2 separate regions of the Mus musculus genome follow, and region 1 is linked to region 2. Evidence: chromatin loops called from intact Hi-C (ENCODE). Cell type or tissue: heart. All regions are shown on one strand. Each heading gives the region's core, and the rest is flanking DNA. Links, peaks and the distances in the headings are about the cores only.

Evidence for each region. A loop is a pair of places that touch in the nucleus more often than their neighbours do. Peaks named below come from ENCODE experiments on the same cell type or tissue, not always from the same donor. Only the 100,000 strongest peaks of a DNase experiment are listed, where the experiment ranks them.
Region 1: a loop joins it to region 2, with 9 times the contacts of the local background. A loop is called at or near these places in 36 of 42 quality-filtered maps.

What each region holds. Positions count from the first base shown.
Region 1 is chr14:61,289,252-61,298,118 of GRCm38, reverse strand. 1700109G14Rik (RIKEN cDNA 1700109G14 gene) reads left to right here. Exons shown (of 3, transcript NR_033788.1): 2 at 3,087-3,490; 3 at 4,937-5,136. Among named protein-coding and RNA genes, the nearest start is that of 1700109G14Rik, 12 kb to the left of the region's middle. In heart, for the core only: CTCF peaks have their summits at 3,191 (motif pointing right) and 3,498 (motif pointing right); a DNase peak (open chromatin) is centred at 3,518; H3K27me3 peaks cover 422 bases.
Region 2 is chr14:60,796,438-60,805,304 of GRCm38, reverse strand. It overlaps Mipep (mitochondrial intermediate peptidase), which reads right to left. Exons shown (of 19, transcript NM_027436.3): 6 at 3,002-3,184; 7 at 2,336-2,492. Among named protein-coding and RNA genes, the nearest start is that of Mipep, 16 kb to the right of the region's middle. In heart, for the core only: CTCF peaks have their summits at 1,119 (motif pointing right) and 5,409 (motif pointing left); no DNase peak of the experiment used is centred there.

The DNA.
Region 1 (8,867 bases), core at 420-8,419, 490 kb before region 2:
AATAAATTTGTTGTTAAATTTTCTATAAATTCTTCTTTATTAGATCTAGTAACAATTTTTATTGAATTTATAATATATGTTTACAAATTTTATCCACTTATCTCTTTCTTCATAGTTTCGAGACTATGATTTAATTACATTGCTTTTACTTTCTCTTTCCTTGCTCCAACCCTTCCATACATTCCTCCTCGCTCTCTTCCAAATTCATGGCCTCTTATTTCATTAATTCTCTCTCCCCCCCTCTCTCACACACACATTCCTAAACACATAAATATAACCTTTTTAGTCTATATAGTGTTACTTATATGTGTGTTTTCAGGGCTGACCATTTGGTATTGGAAAACCCATTGGTGTGTTAATTGCGGGGACATCTACTTTTCCTGCCCTCAGCATCCTTAGTTGCCTGCAGGTCTTTGTGTGGGGCTGAGGCCTTGTGGGCTTTCCTTCATCTGTGTCTACTGGTGTTGTCTTTGTTCAGATCATGTTCAGGCGGTCACATTCTTTGAAAAACTCCTGCATGCATACCACGTTCTTGTTTGTAACCACCCCCACTCTTCCTTTCTAATCACCCCAACGCAGCCCATCACATCTCTTTCCCAGCCGTATGTTCTTATTTTATATTTATTTAGATCCAGAGTTCAATTAGTGCTGCACATGTATACATGGGTGTGGGTTCACCCACTAGGGCATAGCAACCTGCCAGTGGCCATGCTCCTGTAGAAACACAGTCCTCCGTCCTCCCTCCTCTAGCACCCACACTGCCGACAGATCCATGCTGGAGCCTCTGTGTGTGCGCGTGCCATGTATGTGCCCGTGCACGAGGAGGCTTCACATTCTCTGCAGCTGGAGTTACCAGCTGTTGTGATCTGCCAGATGAGAGTGCTGGGGACTGAAACGCAGGTTCAGAGTTCTATTCTCTCGTCTTGTGTCCACTGCGTTGTACTGGCATCCTACTGTAGTTGCCCACAGGGCTCAGCTGTGCTGTTCTGGTTCTCTGTGTCCACTATCCTTTCCTCCTTTCCTTTTGCCATCTTCCTTCCTTCTTCTCTGTCGCTCTCTGTCCCTCTTTTCTTTTTCCTGCTTACTTCTACTTCATCAGTTTCTTCTGAGACCTTCAGGCCAGTGATCTACCAGGTCCTGTTTATGAAGCCTGTCTTTCTTAGGGTTTCTACTGCTGTGAACAGGCACCATGACCAAGGCCACTCTTGTAAAGGACAACATTTCATTGGGGCTGGTTTACAGGTTCAGAGGTCCGTTATCATCAAGGTGGGAACATGGCAGCATCCAGGCAGGCATGGTGCAGGAGGAGCTGAGAGTTCTGCATCTTGATGAGAAGGCAGCCAGGAGGAAACTATATTTCAGACAGCTAGAAGGAGGGTCTCAAAGTCCACTCCCACAGTGACACATTTACTCCAACAAGGCCACTCCCTGGGCCAAGCACATTCAGATCACCACTAAATGCCTATCAAAGACATTTGTCATGCCTGCTATAATGTCTTGAAGAATAACATCCCCTATCTTAGAGTGCCTTTCTGTCTTGGGACTTCCCTTGCTTGTCCTACTTCTCTATAGCCATAAGAAAACATCATATCTAGGCAGCTTTTAAAACAAAGGGTTTCATTGGGCTTATGGTTTTGGAGGGTTAGAGTCCTTGATGGCCGAACAAAGACATGGGTTCAGGAACAGCTGGGAGCTCACACCTCGAGCCACAAGCTTGAGGCAGAGAGATTAGCCATCTGGGAATTACATGAATCTTTAGAAACCTCAAAGCCCACCCCAAGGCCACACTTCCTAATCCTTCCAAAACAGTTTCACCAGCTGGGACTGATATTCACATCTTTGAGCTTATGGAGTCATTATCACTCAAACCATCACACTTCTGCTGCTCACTGGCAACCTCTGTCTTTACTGGTAATTACAAGAATTTACAAGAAGTTCTGGGTTGGTTTGTTGTTCTGGATTGTAAACAAACACCTGATCTGGTAATGGGATCATTCTTACATCTGATTCTTATTTTTGCTATTTATTTTCTTCAAATTAGGTCCTCCCCCCCACCCCCTAAGACATAGTTTCTATATGCAGGAACTTGATCGGTAGACCAGGCTGGCATCAAACTCATAGAAATTCACCTACCTCCGCCTCCCAAATATTGAGATTAAAGGCACACACCATCACCTCCTGGCTACTATGGCAACTCTTATAAAGGAAAACTTTTAATTGGGGCTGGCTTACAGAGGGGGAGTGATTTTGGAAGTGTTATCACCACCCCCAGTAACCTAGTTCCGCCAGCCAGAGCCCGGATCTTGAAAGCTCTAGAGTCTTTATAATGACACCTCCACCCAGAGAAAGTGTTTACATCGTTAGCCTGTGAGAGAATATTTTAGATTCAATCTGCAGCAACAAAATACCAACTAGAAGTACTCAGAAGCCTGCCTCGTGGAACCACAGTTAGACTACACAGGGAAGAAAGAAACCACTCAAAGAGAACTAGATTTAAGGAAAGCTTACTCATGGGGCAAGAAGAATGGCAATTACATTGAATTTCTCATTAACAGCGTGCAGATGAAACTCCTAGGACTGGGGTCCTCATTCTCTGCAGAAACACAGGCTTAAAAACTAGACACGGGTAAAAGTGCATGGAGGTTTTGAAAACCCAGAAACCTGTCATGGAGTGCCCAAGGTGAGCTCAGGCACTACACTGCTGCACGGAAAACTTAAGAATTGTTTAACGTTGCCAGGGGTCACCTCTCCCCACCTGGCACTGTTCTGCCGCGGGAGGCCACAAAGTGCAAAGGAGAGTGGGGCAGTCTGCGGTGGCCCAGAGGGTACAAGGAGGCCAACTCAGCTTGGAGCAAATGAGAGGAGGAGTCTGGTCCTTTCTTCTTGGGGAGTAGAAGGAGGGGAACGCATTCTGGTGGTAGTCGTTCTCTCTCTCTCTCTCTCTCTCTCTCTCTCTCTCTCTCTCTCTGTCTCTCTCTCTCTCTCTCTCTCTCTCTCTCTCTCTCGCGCGCGCGCCGCTAAGGTTTCTTCTGGTAAAACATTCAGTATCACGCAAGCTCCTAATCAGAACACATTCTGACTTGCAGGGGCTCTTGAAGGACTGGTATTTGCCATCTTACTTTTGGGACAGTCATCTCCATATTCCCGGAATACCTCTAGCAAGAGAAGAACCTGCAGAGCCACACAGAGACACCAGAGGGCAGCAGAGCCTCTAAACTGAAAAAAAGAAACGGACAGGCCTCTGGCTGGGATGTGAACTGGACAAACCACAGAAAGAGAGACGTTCGAAAGGGCTTCAAGGAACCAGAGAATGGCCTCTGTGCTGACCTGTAAAGATTTTCAATTAGTACAAGATCGCTGAAGAAAACTCTCAGCCAGAACGTTCTAGAGTTACTTTCATAGCTACCGAAAAAGCAACACCCAACATGACAGCAAACAATCTAACAGACAAATGATCTTCTAAATCGGTATTTAGCTGTGCTTATACCAGGTGTGTGCAGGTCCCTTGAAAGCCAGAAGAGGGCGCCAGATGCTTTCGAACTTGGGTTATAGGTGGCCGTGAGCTGTCCTCTGGTATGGCAGCAAGCTCTCTTAACCTCTTAGCTCTCCAGCCCAAGAAATGTGATTTTAAAAACAGCTACCCATAACTTCTAGTCCGTTAGAAACTAGATGGTAAAGAAATGTCTTTATCAGCCTTTAAAAACTACCTATCAGTGCGCTGCTCTAGCTCAGCATGTCAGTAGAGGTCAGTAGAGACCCGCGAGCACCCAGAAGCCCTGTGACAGATCACGCCCCAGTTTCTCTTTTCCAAACTAATTGGGCTCTCTTAATTACGAAGACAACTGGCATTTGCAAAACATCTAATGATAATTAAGCTACTTGTCACCAACCTCTTACAGTCAGACACAGTCGGTGCAAGCGGCATTTCTTCTGTCTATTATTGTAAAGGTTGAGAATCTGTAATCTCCAAAAGCCAAACCCTGGAACATGCTAACACCACGTAACACCACTGACAAATGGGAAATCCCACACAGCCTGTGTGACAGAGCACAGTCTAGCCCGCAGCACAGGGAGGACACTGCATATGAGCACTCTTGGGCTAAGGGTAGAAGCTGTGGACAAAACAAATGCAATTTCTGTTTAGATGTAGGCGCCATTCCCAGAGTTTTCATTTGTCTATGCAAATACTCCCCACCCCACTCCAGTCTTAAAACATGTATGGTTCCAATCATGTTGGGTAAAGGAGACGTACCTCTGCTGTCTGCTGATTCGTTATCTCCTACGGGCCCCATCTGCCCCAGTTATTTCCAATCTCTCTTCCTTACTTACTGCCTTCTAACATTGAAAGGTAGACTCTAAGCTTCAAGTCAGTAATACTGCTACTTTCTAGAATATGACCCTTTCACTCCAACCACAGTTTTAATGCTGACAGAGAACGATGGCTAAAAATGGATATTTACTGGTGTCTTGGTCAGTGTTCTATTGCTATGAAGAGACACCATGACCACAGCAACTCCTGTAAAGGGAAGCACTTAACTGGGATTGGCTTACGGTTTCAGAGGTTTAGTTCATTGTCAGTATGTCAGGGAGCATGGTACTGTGTAGGCAGACATGGTGCTGGAGGAGCTGAGAGGTCTACATTCTGATCCACAGGAAGGCAGCAGGAAGGAGAGACACTGGACTTGCCTGGCTTGGGCCTTTGAAACCTCAAAGCCCACCCCCAGTGACACACTTCCTTCAACAAGACCACACCTAACCCAATAAAGATATAACTTCTAATAGTGCCAATCCCTAATGACCAAGCATTCAAATCTATGAACCTATGGGGGTCATTTTTATTCAAACCACCACAACTGGATATCCAGGCCTTTTCTTAAACATTTATGAGGACTATTGTTTAGCACGGCTAACTATTATTATCGTCTTCATCTTACAGATTCATAAGCTGAGGACCTGGGAGGTGAAGAACACAGCCTGTTGAAGATGCCTTTCCTTGTTAAGACAGCAGAAGGGATCTACCTGCTCAGACATCTGGCTCCAGACCCTGGAGTCTGGCTTGAATGACCTAGCCACTCTCTGTGTATTCAAGTCCTGTCCACATAATAAATGGGGAAGTTGGGTGCTTTCCCCAATGCCAAACCGTGGGGAATCCCTAGAGCCGGGGTACAGTCTCCCTTGTAAAACACGCAGGTTACCTGATCCAACCCCACTGCCCTTACTCCTTTGATTATGGCGAACGGGGGTGATTTCTTCATACGCAAAGCAGAAAAAAATCTTCGCTTCCTGTTGCTTGCTTTAAGATGGAAAAAGAAAATCAGAAGCTAATTACTGAGACTCTGAGAACAAGCCTGGGCTACACAGCAAACCATCCTTCACCTCCACCCCCAAAAAGGGAAAGAAAAGAAAATTGCAAGGCCACAAGGCTCTTCAGATGAGTTACAAACGTATCCTCCACCCCTGCCACTGCCTCCCGTGTTCGCTGCTCTCCTCTGAGGGCCAGGCAACTCTCACACCACCCAGGGAAGTGGTGGCTCTTTTTGAAGCACCATCCTCCCCATTCCCGAACTTATTTGACCTTGAAAATGGTGAGTTGAGTAGTTTTCATCCACGCCAGGTAAAAACTAGATAATATGATCATGGGAATGATTTCAGTGGATTACTGAGAAACAGAGCTGGCCCCAGATGAAGAACTGCACAGGAGGGAACCACAGCCTCCATCTTGTAAGAGACGGAGGGGAAACGTAGCTTGGTACCATCTGAAAGCTGAAGAAACAGACCAGAGGCCAGAGAACAAGCGCCCCAAACTTACACGATTAAATGCTTGGATGCCAAAGGCTAAAGAGTGGGAGAAAACGGACCGATAAGATCCTTTGTCTAGGGCTGGTGAGATGGCTCAGCGGGTAAGAGCACTGACTGCTCTTCCATAGGTCCTGAGTTCAAGTCCCGGAAACCACCCTCTTCTGGAGTGTCAGAAGACAGCAACAGTGTATTATAAGTAAGTACAGTGTACTTACTTATAATAATAAATAAATCTTTGGCCTGAGTGAGCGGGGTTGACCAGAGTGAGCAGACATCCTGAATTCAATTCCCAAAACCAGATGTACAGCTATAGTGTACCCCATATACATAAAATAAATAAGCAAATCTTTTAAAAAAGACCTTTTGTCTGATGGAAACAAGCACTCAGGGGAGAGGGCAGCCAGAAGGCCCGAGCTGTGTGAAGCCATTCTCACCCTGAGCAGGTTGTGGAGTGGCCCTGGGCTGAGGTCATTTCCACCCAGAGACACATTTTTTTCCTGTTAACCCTCAGGGCTTGAGAAATACTCATTAATTTTAGTGGCTTGTATTGGTAGTTTTGACATGATGTGAATTTTAAATGAAGCATTCTGAAAGAACTGCCAGAGTTGGTAGAAGGAGGCTGCTTGCTTTCCTGCGCAGAGGAGAAAAGAGGAGAAAAGAGCTACTAACACAGTTACTGCCAGTTAGGGTTCCTAGTATTTTGGGTTTGATGTTTTGCTTGTAGGGTACATCCATAAACAGTTTTAGTACCTGTTTTATGTAGTCCTATCCCATTACTGCTGTTGTGTATGGCTTTTGTGAGTATTGCCTTTTTTACTTAACTTTGTTAAGGGACAGCTGATTCCATTTTCTTTTTAGTTAAACTATGTTAGATTTTGATTCCTTCCTTCCTTCCTTCCTTCCTTCCTTCCTTCCTCCCTTCCTTCCTTCCTTCAAGATTTATTTATTGTATTATGTGAGCACGCTGTTGTTGTCTTCAGACACACCAGAAGAGGGCATCAGATTTCACTACAGATGGTTGTGAGCCACCATGTAGTTGCTGGGAATTGAACTCAGGACCTCTGAAAGAGCAGTCAGTGCTCTTAACCACTGAGCCATCTCTCCAGCCCCATTTATTTCTTCTCCTCTCTAACCATGCCCTTAACTAGAGGTCAATTTGGTTTTTAATTTGTACTTTCTCAATAATCTTGTGAGTTACACATCATAAATTGTTTCCATTGTTCTGGGAATTGACTAACCATAAAATGTTTCATAATCTGTTAACTGTCTGACCTATAACATGTACCTTTCCCATGAGCATAAAAAAATAACTGCAGGATTTCACTTCTGTAACCACCTGCTTGTTTCTGAGGTGGCAGAGTTGCTTTTGACTGTTTCTAAGAACAGCCTGGCTGGGTGAGCCTGGGCACATGGAGAGTCTGTGACAACAGCTCCAACCTCTACTTCATGATACTGGAAGCAAAGTCCTGCTTGGCAAAAAGCCAAAGGCGAGCCTTGGCTTGGCTCCCAGGGGTTCGAGGCTGTGTCACAGGCTCCCATTTTCCTGAGGAACTTTACAGTTACACAGGAGTTTGTTTTTAAATATGCAGACTTAACAGAAAGCCAGTCCATGGTGAGCACAGCCCACCATGAACGCCAAGTTTTTGTCTCTCATTATGCTTTGGTTTATAGTTAATGCTTGGCATCTTTATTCACACACTCCCTCCTGGCCTCTCTTCAAATCTGGCTTCCGAGAAGGTCACCTTAAATCCTACCTAGCCAAGTGCAGTGGATATCTCCTGCCCCAGTTCACTTCACCTCCAACCCCAGACTAGCACTTAGCCAAATAGGCCTCCCTAATATTTTAATCACCACAAACAGAAAATCTGCCATGTCAGTGCCTTTGTATGAAAGGCATCCTTTTATGTAGATCCTTAAATCATGAAGAGCAAGACGATGGGCTCTGGGGATCTTAACTCAGAGGAATAACAGATTCTGATATTTAAACAGAGTTTGCTTATTAAAGCTATAATACCAAATAAAGGCTTTTTATAGTAGAAAAAGTATTTAAAAATAGAAAAGTAGGAAATCTAAAAGAAAGGAATTCCTGCTATGGAGGCTGTACTTTCCAGATCTCAAATGTTGACTGTTAATACTCAGTTTCTGGAAGTCACCATCAGGGACACTGGATGATCTTTGAGAAGCTAGCACCATATGCCTACACAGTCGGACCATTATGAGCCTGGCTTCGCCTCTGCTGTTCACTGTGGAGGGTACATTCACCTTGTCTCAAAGACAGACGTGTGGATGTCATCAGTCTGATCAGAGCAGTAGCACAGTCAAGCCGGGACGTTCTTCTCTCCTCCACAGGATCTGAGTCTTGACATCTAGAGACAGAGGAGAGGGCGCGTTGTACTGCCGAGGCTCCACGAGGTGAACAGCTATGATTTCACAAGGAATAGTTTTACCTGAGTGAGGTAGACATGCGCATATCACACAGCCCTGGAACCGCAGCGCTCGCACTAACTTGGCTGGGCAGGAGGACTGTGACTCTGAGGCTAGCCTGGGCTAGACAGCAAGACTGTCTCCAAAAAGAGTTTGTGATTTGCATCAAGCACAGACACATTCCGATTGCTCCCCTACTGCTTGGATCATAAGGGCTTTTCCCTGTCTGTGTCCACTTGCAGTCTAAATTACGGTCCACAGACCCAGACAGAGAGTCCTTTGTGACTCTGTGGAAATATTGTACATCTAATAACTCCATTCTTGCCATATTCATATCAGCTGATACTGTGTATTGCACCTTCCAGTGAATGAGAAGCATGCACAGAAACAGCAAAAATGGGTTTTCCCGGAGAAAACATCAACGGTCCTGATATCGCTACTGAAGGACGAGCAGAGGAACTGGGAAGGCTAACTCTCTCCTGGAGTGGCTGACTTGGGGTGATGTGGGTGCTATTCTTGAAGGCGATATCTTTCCTAACCCATGCAACCAACACAGGGAAGCAGCAATCAATAGCAAACAGAAAAATACTCGTCCTCACAGAGCTACATGAGAAGGTCTTGGGACCTTGAAATGAGCATAGGTC
Region 2 (8,867 bases), core at 459-8,458:
CTCTCTTCATTAAGCACCCACTCTGGCTTTTCCTCTGATGTGTCTGGCACATTTCTCCCTTGAGACCTGGGCACACGGTTGCACGTTTTCCCCCAAGAGACTGCAGATTCATTCTGACAAATTGCCAGGCCCGGCCTGAAGCATGCCACATCCTGCACGCACCATCGCGTTTCAACACGAGCCTCCCTGGCAAAGGCGGCATTACAGCACACTGAACACTACATCCCATCCCTACTCCATCTCTCTACAGCAACACCAAGTGCACGAAGGAGCCATTCTCTTCTCCCTGCCACACTGACTGGTTTCCAGAGCCCAGCTGAGTACCTGATCGAGTAGCAGCTCAGAAAGGCTTTCTGGCTCCAGCTATGAGAACCGAGGAGCTGCAGAGGTGTGTGTTGACTCCTGCTGTGTCATGTGTTAGCACCACGCCTAACCTTCATGACCAATCCCTACCTCACGGGGCCGGTAAGGGGTTAAATAACATAACCCAGCTGCACTCCGTAACCTTCTAATAATAATATTTTATGTAGTACAAAAGCAAAAATACTGTATCTTAACCTCACTGATATTAACAGTAATTTGAATGATAGTTGTAGCATACTCCTGCAATGTGGAACTAGGTCGGTGGAGGCAGGACGATCAAGAGTTCAAGGCCATCCTCAACAACTTGAAATACACAGGTCTCAAAAGCAGAAAACAAAAATTATATAGATATACATTCATATCTCTCTGTATATAAAATACATAATTCATGTAATATCAATTTAGGAATTAAGTTATACGAACCCAACTTTAAGAGCTGGCCTGAGACGGAGCTTGGTGACAGAGAAGATGCCTAGCATGTGGGAGGCCCTGGATTCCATACTGAGCATAAAAACAAATAAAAACAAAAAAAGTAGGTGCTTTAAAGATCCAAGGACAAAGCTGAAGGAGAGCAGAAAGCCTGCGGCAATTTTAGAAGTTTGTAATGGAAGAGCTTGGTTTGCAGCTCAGAGAATCTGAGCATGGGAATCCAGGCAGGAAGCAGGGTGGGTGGTTTGAATGGAAATGGCCCCATAGGCTCATAGAGAGTGGCACTATTAGGAGGTGTGGCTTTGTTGGACAAAGTGTGTCACTAGGGGGCAGGATTTGAAGTCTCAGAAGCTTGAGACAGGCCTAGTGGCCTAGTCTCTTCCTGCTGCCAGCAAATGAAGACATAGGACTCTCAGCTACCTCTCCAGCACTATGTCTGACTACAGGCTGCCATACTTCCCACTATGATGATAATGGACCAAACCTCTGACCTGTAAGCCAGCTCCAAGTAAATGTTTTCTTTTAAAAGAGCTGCCCAGGTCATGGTGACTCTTTGCAGCCCTAGGTAAGACACAGGTCATGGGAAGGCTGGGTAGGGAAGAGTGAGAAAGATGTACAGGAACTTTGAGAAACAAAGGAGCATACTGGGAAAAGAGGGAATACACAAGGAAGCAACAAAGACAGAAGGAATGCTGGGAACTCCACAAGGGAGTGCCATCCAGTGTGTCCTCCTTCCACAGTAGCACACACGAGTGCTCTGCAGAAACCGTGCTGTCTACTCCTCCCTCTCCATCAGCATCTCCACGGTACAGCTAGAATCTGAGCAACTCTACCATCCTGCTGATGATTCACTGCCTCAATGGTCGAACGCTAAAATACCTCTGAACAGCTCGCATGCATTCATTTCCATTACTAGCTGTGCATGGCAGCTCAGATATCCTGAGCTCAGCACGAGGCCAGTTTACCCAATCGCACCTCCCTCGCCCACCTAGCATGAACCTTCCCTGGCAGGGCTGTGCTTGGCAATGGCCTCACCACCGTGGGCTTAGCAAACACATCGTCCTTCACCCTCTCGCTCTATTTCCAACCTGATGACACTGGGCTGGGTTAGAATGAAATTCATTTAAAATTAATAACAAGTGGAAACCTAGAGTTGACTTACTCTCAGCACACGCACACAACATAGGTCAAATTATTTGCTCTAATCAAAGATGACTTCTATATCAATAGATATCAAAAAGTACCAATAAATGGTTCTCTGAATAGATTTTAAAACAAAAACAAAAACAAAATCAACCAGTGTCAGCCATGACAGCTCGGGAAGCTCAGGCAAGAAGACTGTGAGTTCAAGGACAGGCCGGGCTGGATGGCAAAGGTCTTTTGCTTTTAAATTCATTTACAGATATTTAAATCAGAAGCTCTGGGCTGGGAGCAGAGTTCCCTGGGGTGGCTCTCCAGTGCTGTCAATCTCTTGACCCTCCCACTAGAACGTCTGCTTCCTCAAAGTCCCATTGGTTCGCAGAGGTTGGGTAAATGGGCTCACCTGGAGTCTGAGCTATGGTTCCTTGGAGGGCCCTGTGGGAAAATGTAGAATAACCTACTAATTTTGCCAGAAGGTCTCTGCTGCTTAGCAATTCCTCTAAACATTTCAACTGATCGGCATTGGGATAAAGGAAAATTTTATAAGCAGCCTCCCGAACCTGTAGTTAAAAGGGGGAAAGAAGAGAAAGTCAAAGGTCTAAACGTCATGGTCTAAAAGCACACGCAGCAACCCCCAGGGCCAGTGCTCCTCACGCTGCCCACAGCTGGCCATGGCTTCCAAAGCGAAACAACAGGCCACATCAGGTCTACAGTGCTTCTATAGGACACAACGGCACATGCTGAGAAGACAATTTGCCAGTGCTCTGTCTCTGTGCCAGAAAGCACCTACTCCTGGCGACACAATGACTTAAGAATTAAAAGTGACTACACTTGCTACTGACTGTACTCCAAAAATTAATTCCACATGAATTTTAACTATTTTCCACATTCAAAGCATTTGTGGAATTAACTATGTCAGAAATTAAAAATTCAGATCTTAGTAACGCAACAAGGTCTTTAAGGCCACACTATCACGTGCCGTGATAGTGCATTATATCTATGATAGCATAGTAAGACATATCCGTCAGTATTCAGATGGGAGCAGAGCAAAGCAACGGAAGACTCCTACCAAGTCATCGGAGGCTTCTGCATGCAGGCCGTCAATGATTAAGTGGCTTCCGTCACGGGCAAAGTGGTGCTGAATGTGCTCTGGTAAGAGACTCTTCCGGATCTTGTTGGGAAAGTTGGTTCTCATGAGGAAAGCATTGCTCAAGTCCAAGATCTTAACATTGAGGTCCACTGCTCTTCTGCGCTGCACGTGGGAGAGAAGGTATTTAAAGCAATGTAAACTAGCAGTTCACAGACAGACAATCCACAGCCGTAGGAAAACAACACCTGAACCGTTGATACAGAACACTTGCGTGTAATCCTCTGTCCCCAAAAACCTTCATTAAGTTAAGTCAACACGTCGGCTGGTTACACCTGTTCCGTGGCACTTTAAAAAATTAAGTATTTGAAGGGGAGATTAGAAAGATGTTGAATTTAAAAGACTAGGCTAACAGACAGAGGGGGAAGGGAAATGAGAAACACAGATCTGCACAGAACAATGTGAGCATCCAACGGGTTCAGCTCAGAGGCTCTGGTTCACCTGCAACAAAGCCCTTAAAGGCAGAATCAAGCAGGACAGGGAGCACGGGGCACAGGGCATGCACTCACTATGACAGGAGAACCACTGGCTTAAAAATGGACAAGGAGGGGGTAGGCAGAGGCCTGAGGGGCAGAGCTGCACTGTCTACTCAGGTGTGTGGTACACAGAACCAGTTCCTCAGTCAAGTGTGATGAGGCTTGTACTGGCACAGTCATGTAAGTTTTTTAGCTTGCAGTCACACTCCAGAACACAATCTCTGGGGAGAAGTAGTTCCTGAAGTCCATGGTCAAAGGAGCTACCTCAAAAATAAAATAAAATAAAATAAAATAAAGACAGTCCATGCAACCCAGGCTGGCTACGTAGCTGAGGATGACTTTAGACTTCTGGTCTACCTGCCTCTACCTCTCCCTGACCACGGCGCCATTGAACCATCATCCCTATTTATGCAGTGCTGAGGCTTGAACCCAGGGCCCCATGCATGCCAGGCAAGCACTCTGCCCACTGGGCCTTAATCCCAGCATACACCACAAATATTTTAGGACAAAATATAAACTGTATCCATGTAATCTCTGAGGCCAATCAGAAAGTGCCCAGGTACGATCTTTCGGTTATCTATCAGGAAGAAACAAGCCAGGCTTCATACAGGGCTTATGATGGGCTTCAGGTGAGTCATGTGACCCGCCTTTAAAAAATTATTAAGCACTGAAGCCTAAGAAGAAGGAAGACCAAAATGTGATCAGTGCTTTTTAGAAGGGTGAACAAAGTACTCACAGGAAGAAATATGGAGACAAAGTGTGGAGCAGAGACTGAAGGAAAGGCCATCCAGAGACTGCCCAACTTGGGGATCCATCCCATATACAGTCACCAAACCCAGAAGCTATTGTGGATGCTGGGGAGGGCTTGCTGATAAAAACCTGATATAGCTGATTCCTGAGAGGCTCTGCCAGAGCCTGACAAATACAGAGGAGGAAGCTCACAGCCAACCACTGGACTGAGCTCTGGGGTACCTGATGGAGGAGACAGAGAAGGGACTGAAGGAGCTGAGGGGGGTTGCAACCCCATGGAGGAAGCAGCAGTGTCAACAGGCCAGACTGGACTGGACCACCAAACAAAGTGTATTACTTAGAGTGACCGATGGCACTGGCCACATATGTGGCAGAAGATGGCCTTGCTGGACATCAGTGGGAGAAGAGGCCCTCAGGCCTGAGGGTGTTCAATGCCCCAGTGTAGGGGACTGCCAGGGCAGGAGGATGGAAGTGGGAAGGTGGGGGAGCACCCTCACAGAGGCAGGGGGAGGGGGTATGGGATAGGGGAGTTCTGAAGGGGAGACCTAGAAAAGGGAAAACATTTGAAATGTAAATAAAGAAAATATCCAAGAAAAAAATTATTAAGCAACACTTTTTTTTTCAGACAAATATATAAGATGTAAATGTGTACTTAACGAGAAGCTGAGAAGGACTGGGGTGGTGTAGCTCAGCTGAGTACTTGGCTACCATGCACAAAACCCTGAACTTGGCCTTCGGCACTGTACAAACTGGATGTGTGCAATCCAGCACTTAGGCAATGGAAGCAGGCTTGACCTCAGCAATGTAAAGAGTCCATGCCATCCTGGGCTACATGAGACCCTGTCTCAAAAAGTAAAATGTGCTAAAATAAACCAGGTATGGTGATACACACATATAAGCCCAGCACTGGGGAATGCGGAGGGAGGTATTTCAACGTTCAAAGTCAGCCTGGAAGTTAAACGCCTGCCTGGGTATATAGCAAGACTTCAGTATCGAAAAAAGTCAATGTAGAGTAATGACCTAAAGCTTTCAGTATGGAAAAACTCCTTTCCCCGGGGCCTTCAGTGTCTTCTTAATCCAGACTTCTCTCGCAGTCATGTATTGCCACCTAGTGGTTATCAGTGGAATAACAAAAATGATGAATGGCATCTAAAAATTATAGTTCTAAAATTCTTCCTGAAGCTTTTTTTATAAAAAAAAAAAAAAAAAAGTAAAACACAGCATAATAAAATTAATCATTCCTAAAATTTTATCAAGTGTTAAAACCTCTGGAAAAATAAAATCTAGTTCATTTTCTGACTGTAGCTATCTTCTGGACATATCATTCCATTATTCCAGAACAATCCAATGTGCACGGCTTAGAACACTAAACACCCTGTGAAACTATTAGAAACACTTCTTAAAATAAACAGTTAATTTTAAACTCCTAAGTTATAATCACAAGACCTTAAACTGAAAACTAGCGAGCACAGAGCACAGAGGCCCATGCCTGCAGCTACAGTTACTCAGGGAAGAGGAAGGCAGACGGGCTTGAACGCAGGAGCTCAAAGGCAGCCTGAGGACACAGCAGCACCTCATCTCAAAATTAACCAAAGCAAACCTGAAAGAACGTAAGCCTTTGCGGTGTGCAAATGACGTTATGTTGGTGGGGTGCCTTAGAACCTCCCTTCTAAAGCAGGTGATGTCAGCCTGGGCCCGGGGGCACCCATAAGAGCAGACGCAGGGGCTGCAGAGAAAACGGCTGACTTATCTCCTGCATCTTTAATGCTGATGGCCTCTGAGAGTCACTTGGTGGGAAAGATAGGGTACGCTATGAGTACATGTGTGCTGGATGAGAACGGCGGTCGGTGCTGGTGAAAACTGAACATAAACATTGGCCAGCACAGTTTCAAACACGGCTTTAATTAACATTCTGTACAATGCGAGAGCTATGCACAGCAATGTCACCTCAAAGGTTAACAAAGCAGGATTGGGGTGGCAAGGACTGTGTTCAGTTGGTTGAGTGCTAGCCTGGCATGCAGGAAGCCCTGGGTCTGATCCCAGCACCTCTTAAAGCAGACGTAATGGAGAAGGTCTGCGTCACTAGCACTTGGGAGGTGGAAGCAGATATTCTTGGCTTCACAGAAAGCTCAATGCTACCCTGTGATACATGAGTCCCCATTGCTCACAAACAGAAGACATCAAACCCAGTTAATGGGGACTAGCATTACAATGTATCATCTTACAATCATGAGGTATTTTACTGAATCCAAAACTGGTATACATCAAAAAACATGATCTGCTGGTGATACTGCTCAGTGCAGAGGACTTTCTTAGCATGCATGGGTCCCTAAATTCAACCCCCGGCACTAAAGGCAACATGTGATCTCCATGTGCTGAAATCCCAAGCGTTTGAGAGGCTGAAGTAGAGCAAACCTGAGTCTGAGGCCAGCACAAGCTCCACACTGAGACCTTCTATCAAGAATAAAAAGCCAGGTGTGGTGGCTCAAGCATGCAACCCTAGCATCTGAGAGTTCTAGATCAGCTTGGGCTACAGAGCAAGATCATGTCCCAAAGAGCAAAACCAAAACCTAACAAGTCCGGAGCTTACAGATTGCTTCTCATTCTTCTGGGGTCACCAGTTTCTCATCACGAAACAGATTCTTAAAGGCACTGTGTGGGTGATGGGAGAAGCATTTCTTACTCTGACAAATGCTTGGAGGTGTTCCCTGTCATCACGGAGAATAGAGGCATCTCAGACAGCCAGGCCATCTAGTCCATGGGAGATGACCTTCAGTGAAAGAGCACTGCAGTTACTCCACACTTTCTGTGGTGACTCAAAGAGAAGCAGTATACGTCATCGAGGAAAGGGGCTGCAGAGGAAAAGGTGTAAGCCTCAGGCAACTGAGTAGGGAAAGACCCTGCCTAAGGCGCCCGACCGACTGAAAGACATCCCCAGACGTGGAGGCAAACCAAAAGTTAACCTGCTGCGTCCTGACTGATGGGCCCTCAGGTGAATGCATGAACTCACTGTGTTTCATTAGCCAGGAGCAGCGGCTCCCACAAGTGATCCCAGCACTCAGGCGGCAGAGGCAGGAGGATCACCACAAGTTCAAGGTCAGCCTGGGCTACAAAGTGAATACACTGTTGCAATAAACAAAACAACAATAAAAATTAAAAGAGAGACAGACAGAAAGATAGACCTCCTATTTATCAGACAAGGCGTACAAATGTTCTGTGGTATGGACTGGTGCCAAGACACCCCTCCCTACCTTGGACAGCAGAATAGTCCTTCTGCATTTGCACGAAACCTATCCACCTCCTCCTATCAACTCCAGAACATCTGTCAATCACTTGGGAAGTATAATACAATGTAAAGGCCAGGTGAGAGCACGAAAGCTATTAGCAAAGTCTGCTCTGAGCTCAGTGCAAACACATCGTTTTCTGAATGTTTTTCATCTGCCCTTGGTTGATCCAGATAGAGAAGTCTCAGGCACGGAGGTCCCAAGACATTCTGAGAAACTAACTTTTGTTCCTAGATAAATGTCTTTGGATTCCCTGGGATGGAAAGAGCTATAAAATCATAATAATAATCGGACCGTGGGCAAGCAGAGGAGGCCATGGGGAGCCACTCTGGGTGGCATCCAGCCACTCCTCTAGCCCAGCACTGAGCTGCTGCCCACACAAGGGACTGGTTGGCAGCGCATCATATTCTTAGGACACCTGCAGCCAGTGTGAGAACTCCCTGCGCTGAAGCTGAGAGCCTCTAGCAAGTTACTTTGTTTCTACCCTCCATCCAGAGAGAACACTGCACAGGTCACACCATAGCAAATGTGTGGAGCCATCAGGCACACCAAGTGTGAAGTCCACCTACTCTCCATCTCAGCCTCACTCCATGGCACCGTCACCACTCTAGCTGAGCTGTCACTTCATTTTGGAGTGATGGCCAGCTTCCAGAGAGCACTATGTTTAGACACCACCTACAGAAGAATTTTATGACAAGTGAAAAAAGGTCCTAAGAGTTTGCTAATACACCGTCAAGTGATACAAGAGGGCTCTAGCAAATAAATGTTAGTAAAAACACTAAAACAGCTGGAAGCCTGGTGTGGTGGCATGCCTGTAATACTAGAAGGGGGTGAAGGCAAGAAGGTCAGGAGTTCAAGGCCAGCCTCTGCTACAAACAAGTTCCAGGCCAATTTGGTTAACATGTAACCTTGTCTTTGCTCAGCTGGTGGAATGCTTCCCCTGATGGGTTCAATTCCCTGCACTGAGCCTGGTCCAAGATCAGAAAGACAAGTTCATCTTCAATCCACACCAAGATCAAAGCTAAGCTGGGCTACAGGAGGCCCTATCTATCTCTAAATAAATAGGTAGATAGATGAGTAGACAGACAGACAGACAGATAGATAAATGTGCCCCCTTTGCTGTCACACACCTTTAACCCCAGCACTCAGGAAGCAGCATGAGTTTGAGGCCAGCCTAGTCTACATAGCATGTTCCAGGCCTGCTGGGGCTATATAGACCCGATCTGAAGAACGAAAAGACTTGGGTGGAGAGATGGTTAAAAGGTCGAGAGCATGAGT